Linked DNA regions of Homo sapiens: region 1 is linked to region 2. Evidence: read pairs that join two places in POLR2A ChIA-PET (ENCODE). Cell type or tissue: HepG2. All regions are shown on one strand. Each heading gives the region's core, and the rest is flanking DNA. Links, peaks and the distances in the headings are about the cores only. Region 1 overlaps SAR1B (secretion associated Ras related GTPase 1B). Region 2 overlaps CDKL3 (cyclin dependent kinase like 3).

Region 1 (2,918 bases), core at 285-2,784, 330 kb after region 2:
AGGGTATAGAGAATTTTTGAGGAGCAGAGCAAGCATTACAATAGCTACTATGGGGAATGAATCAAGTTAAAAGACTGCCAAAAAAAGCCAAGGACTCAGTTGGAATTGAAACTCAAACATTCACAGCAGTGCCAATCTGTGCTGATTTCCAACCTTCCACCCTCCACCAGCAGTGCTCAACATGGAGTGACTAGAGATTAGGAACATCCAGAATAGAAATGAAAAAGGACAAGGGGAACAGGATTTTGAGAGTACTAGTGAGAGGGCTGTAGGGATCTGATCAGAAGTTCAAGTTGAGTGGACAAAGGTAAAGAAAGGTAGTATACAGAGATGGAGCGGTGATCAAAGGCAGGCTTCTCAACAGAACAGAATTGGGAAAATAGGGTAGAAAAAGTCTCTAAGCCAAAAACAGAAAAGGGTGAGAGAGGTGAAAGGAGTGCCAGAATTGTGCCAGCAAAGTGGAAGAGAATATAGGGGGTTCAAGAATTCAAGAGAAGTTCAGGGTTGGGTGGTGGCAAACTCCAAGGCCTGGCTCTGGCATGGACGATAAAGAAAAATGGAGGTGACAGATACTGGAAGCCAGGCTAGAGGGTACACTGTCCACATTGACAGGCAGTGTAATCACCTGGAAGACTGGAGGGCACTGATACAGACTGTGAATCAAGTGGCAAAGTCCTCACTGAAGATGATTGTTGGTAGGTGAGAGCTAAAGAATGGTGAAAAGCCTTGACAGAAAAAGGATTTTTTGCATAAGGATGGTACCAATTTGCTGTTGTAAAATTTGTCCCAAGAGAGATAATCTAAGAAGACACAAACTCTGCTTTGGAAGATAATAATATATATATTTCTTTAAAATTGTGGTTTCAGCCAGGCACAATGGCTCACACCTGTAATCCCAGGACTTTGGGAGGCTGAGGCGGGTGGATCACCTGAGGTCAGGAGTTCAAGATCAGCCTGGCCAACGTGGCAAAACCCCATCTCTACTAAAAATACAAAAATTAGCTGGGTGTGGTGGTGCACACCTGTAATCCCAGCTACCCAGGAGGCTGAGGCAGGGGAATCACTTGAACCCAGGAGGCAGAGGTTGCACTGAGCCGAGATCGAGCCACTGCACCACAGCCTGGGCCACAGAGCAAGACTCTGCCTCAAAAAAAAAAAAAAAAAAAAAAAAAAAAAAAATGTGGTTTCTAGGAACCTTAAAACAAACTAGGAGTAATTAGAAACAGAATTAACTGTTTTTTTATTGTTATTTTAAGTAGAAGTAAAAATGCCCAACTAAGAATAAAAGTTACTTAGCTGCAAACAGATACCTGAGCCCAGAAAACAGGTTACACAACACCATGAACACACTATTAAGACATGTGAAGAGCAAAGGTCAAGAACAAGGAAACATACACACGTCAGCAGATTTATTTATTGCACCAATACCAAACAGGAAAAGTCTCTCTGCAGATTAGAAAAGTGATCTACTCAAGTAACATGAAAACCAGTGCAAAGGATGTAATGGAACAGAATCTCAGATTACAAGTAACTTCTTAAAGCCTTGTTCCATTAAACTACATGGATGGCTCATTTAAATGAAATATCCTGGATAGATAAATCCATAGAGTAAGTATATTAGTGGTTGTCAGACTGAAGGAAGGAAAAATGGGGAATGATTGCTAATGGGTACTGGGTTTCTTCTTGGGATGATCACATGTTCTGGAATTAGATAGTGGTGATGTTTACACAACAATGTGACTATACTAAAAACACTTAATGTACAATTTTAAAAGGTCGATTTTATGGTATATCAACTATATCTCAAAAAAGCTATTATAGAAAAATTTTAAAAGCAAATTTTAAAAAGCTTATATGGCATTTAATATTTAAAACTGATTTACATGAGTAATTACACAAAACCATTTACTTTTTTTTTTGAGACAGAGTCTCGCCTGTCGCCCAGGATGGAGTGCACTGGCGCGATCTCCTCTCACTGTAAGCTCCACCTCCCAGGTTCACGCCATTCTCCTGCCTCAGCCTCCCGAGTAGCTGGGACTACAGGAGCCTGCCACCACGCCTGGCTAATTTTTTATATTTTTAGTAGCGACGGGGTTTCACCATGTTAGCCAGGATGGTCTCGATCTCCTGACCTCGTAATCCGCCCTCCTTGGCCTCCCAAAGTGTTGGGATTACAGGCGTGAGCCACCGCGCCCCGCCACTTTTTATTTTTTTGACAGAGTCTCCCTCTCACCCAGGGAGCGCCGTCTCTGCTCACTGCAACCTCAATCTCGGGGACTCAAGCAATCCTCCCACCTCAACCTCCTGAGTACCTGGGGGCTACAGGCATAGGCCACTATGCCTGGCTCATTTACTTTTTAAAACCGGCCGGGCGTGGTGGCTCACGCCTGTAATCCCAGCACTTTGGGAGGCCGAGGCGGGCGGATCACGAGGTCAGGAGATCGAGACCATCCTGACTAACACGGTGAAACCCCGTCTCTACCAAAAATACAGAAAAATTAGCCGGGCGTGGTAGTGGACGCCTGTAGTCCCAGCTGCTCGGGAGGCTGAGGCAGGAGAATGGCGTGAAACCAGGAGGCAGAGCTTGCAGTGAGCCGAGATTGCGCCACTGCACTCCAGCCTGGGCGACAGAGCGAGACTCCATCCCAAAAAATAAATAAATAAATAAATAAATAAATAAATAAATAAATAAAACCACACATTAAGGGCCGGGAGCAGTGGCTCACGCCTGTAATCCCAGCACTTTGGGAGGCCGAGGCGGGCAGATCACCTGAGTTCGGGAGTTCGAGACCAGCCTGACCAACATGGAGAAACCCCATCTCTACTAAAAATACAAAATTAGCCGGGCATGGTGGTGCATGCCTATAATCCCAGCTACTCAGGAGGCTGAGGCAGGAGAATCGCTCAAACCTGGGAGG
Region 2 (2,918 bases), core at 204-2,703:
AAACAACGGCTCAAATATTTTATTAAGAACTCATTTAAAGAGGCCTGTGTGTTATAGGAGATAACTGACTCGAAGTTATGTGGCTACAAGAAGGCAGAGATCATTAAGTATAAGTACAGTTTGTATCATGTCACGGCTTGTGTTATCCACTCAGTAATCATGGCAAAAAAAAGAAGTAGGCAGAGAAGAGATGACTTTATAATTCCAAATCAAATTATCACATCAACAGAGTCTTAAAAGGGAAAAGAAAACAGTAAATGTTTTGCTAACAAAAAAAGCTGGATGATGCTCATGCACATGGATGGCTGTCTTAACAACAACTCACATCACACTTCTATTGTAGATAAATAAAACGGGAAGAGTTGTCATCTTGTATTTTTTGGACTATGTAAAAGAAAAGACACTACCAGAAAAAAAACCTGTTTCTCTTCAAATTCTTCCCCTCGCAATGGCCATCTCCACCCTAAAATTAGAAACCAAGCTAGTAAGAATCAGGGACTGGAATGTAAATATATGCTACCAAAACTCTGACTTTATTAATGCTAAATTACATGTAAATTACTAAATTATAAACATGCTAGTCAAGCCAAAAGATTTGCTTCAATGCCTTGCTCAACTTCCATCTTTTTTTTTGCGGGGGGCAGCGGGATGGAGTCTCGCTCTGTGCTCAGGCTGGAGTGCAGTGGCGTGATCTCGGCTCACTACAACCTCCGCCTCCCGGGTTCAAGCAATTCTCCTGCCTCCACCTCTGAGTAGCTGGGATTACAGGTGCACGCCACAATGTCCGGCTAATTTTTTGCATTTTTAGTAGAGATGGGGTTTCACCATGCTGGCCAGACTGGTCTCGAACTCCTGGCCTCATGATCCACCTGCCTCGGCCACCCAAAGTGCTGGGATTACAGGCGTGAGCCACCATGCCCGACCAATTTCCATCCTTTTAAACAATCTTCATGATATGTTTAAATGCTGCTCCAGAAAGTTCAGTGTAAAGCCAAACCCATGTTACATGGTTATCAAGTATATTTGTTTGCTCAGAAATGTTTGGTGTTCCCAGACATCAGGATCTTACTTTATCACATATTTAGAAACTTTTCCTTCTGTAATTATAAAGCCCTAAACCAATGCTAAGAATGACCACTCATCAAGTATGATTGAAATAATAGGTGATCAAATAAAATTATATGACTAAATGTAAGCTGCAATTTTATTAGGATGTACCAGTCAGGTAGTTTTTATAAATTCATGTTCAAATTAAGAAAACATGAATAATTTAAAGATTAATAAATTTAAAAACAAATTTAGGTGAATGTACATATAACTAACAGGATTTACGATATACCTGTAAAATTATCTAGTTAGCATTTTTGTGTATGTAACATTAATAAAAAGGATTTTTAAAAAACCATACAGTGATTCTGGGATTCCCTGAATTTTCAGCTGCTGCATTTTCTACTCTACATCTGGCAAGTTCTTCTTCCTTTCAGTTTGTGCATTTCCTGTATTCTAAAAAGTAAATAGAAACAGGTCTTTAATTGAGGACATGGTGAGTCTTTGGCTAAGGAAATACAGCCAGAGATAAATACTTGTACTTTGCCCCTATGGGTTGTTTCATAAGGTACAGGGAAACTATTTAGCAATGTATTCCTTATCATTATCATCCAACAAAACAAAAGGTGGCCTTTGTATGGACTCTTTTCTCTCTTGCCTAACTCACTCATTCCCAGTAATTTAGTCTCTCTCTGGTTATAGAACCTATTCAATGCATGCACGCACATTTGAGATAGCTGAAAGAGTTTAAAAAGTAAACCTGGCAGGGCGTGGTGGCTCACACCTGTAATCCCAGCACTTTGGGAGGCCAAGGCAGGCAGATTACCTGAGGTCAGGAGTTCGAGACCAGCCTGGACAACATGGTGAAACCCCGTCTCTACTCAAAATACAAAAATTAGCCAGGCATGGTGGCAGGCACCTGTAATCCCAGCTACTCAGGAGGCTGAGACAGGAAAATTGCTTGAACCCAGGAGGTGGAGGTTGCAGTGAGCTAAGATCACACCACTGTACTCCAGCCTAAGTGGCAGAGTGAGACTCTGTCTCAATAAATAAATAAATAAATAATAAAAAATAAAGTAAACCTGAGAAGTGCTTGGATCTGATTGTATAATTCGAAAACCAAGTCAATACAGAGCCAAGAATAGAAAAAATAACTAGCAATTCCCTATCTTATGTTTTTAAAAATATGTCATATTCTTTCATGCTCTAAAATAAACTACAGGCTCAAAATTTAAGAAATGTTCTTAATTCTGACATTTATTAAAACCAGTTGTACTAGCCTTTTATGCAATTTCAGTCACTTGTCAGAGCTGCATTTGAATAAGCAGTACAAATAAACTATAATCAACACTGATGACTTCATTTTTTCTGGAGTTCTATATCATATGAACAAGAAGATGTTTTCCCTCCTTAATTTATTATTTATCCTAAAAATCACAGAAGGGTCTTTTTTCCTGCAGAGTTCCTTTTTTCCTGGACTAGAAAGTAATTTTAGTTCCTGGGGACTCTCACAGGACAATGGGATAAACACATGAGGCACATTAATAGTCTGCCTACCTCAGGAGCCCTAACTCACCCAATGATTGAAAAAATGTGCAAATGGTATGCTGTGCAACGTGCTGTGACATGAGTATGTCACCCAAATTTAAAAGTTTAAAGCCACCTTATTACTTTTTATAATGAACCGAAAGATGACTATTAATGGATTTTTTTTTTTTTAAACGGAGTTTCACTCTTGTTGTCTAGGCTGGAGTGCAATGGTTTGATCTCAGCTCACTGCGCAACCTCCGCCTCCCAGGTTCAAGCAATTCTCCTGCCTCAGCCTCCCGAGTAGCTGGGATTACAGGCATGAGCCACCACACCCAGCTAAT

Evidence for each region. ChIA-PET counts read pairs that join two places held together with the same protein. Peaks named below come from ENCODE experiments on the same cell type or tissue, not always from the same donor. Only the 100,000 strongest peaks of a DNase experiment are listed, where the experiment ranks them.
Region 1: POLR2A ChIA-PET joins it to region 2 with 6 read pairs; 2 of 35 experiments call an interaction of 5 or more read pairs at or near these places.

Annotation. Positions count from the first base shown.
Region 1 is chr5:134,625,152-134,628,069 of GRCh38, forward strand. The region is part of intron 1 of SAR1B (secretion associated Ras related GTPase 1B); the gene reads right to left. Among named protein-coding and RNA genes, the nearest start is that of SAR1B, 6.2 kb to the right of the region's middle. RefSeq lists an enhancer at 1,299-1,443 and a cis regulatory region at 1,365-1,378. In HepG2, for the core only: no CTCF peak of the experiment used is centred there; a DNase peak (open chromatin) is centred at 1,370.
Region 2 is chr5:134,298,248-134,301,165 of GRCh38, forward strand. CDKL3 (cyclin dependent kinase like 3) reads right to left here. Exons shown (of 13, transcript NM_001113575.2): 13 at 177-463. The coding sequence ends at 404. Among named protein-coding and RNA genes, the nearest start is that of CDKL3, 67 kb to the right of the region's middle. In HepG2, for the core only: no CTCF peak of the experiment used is centred there; a DNase peak (open chromatin) is centred at 1,584.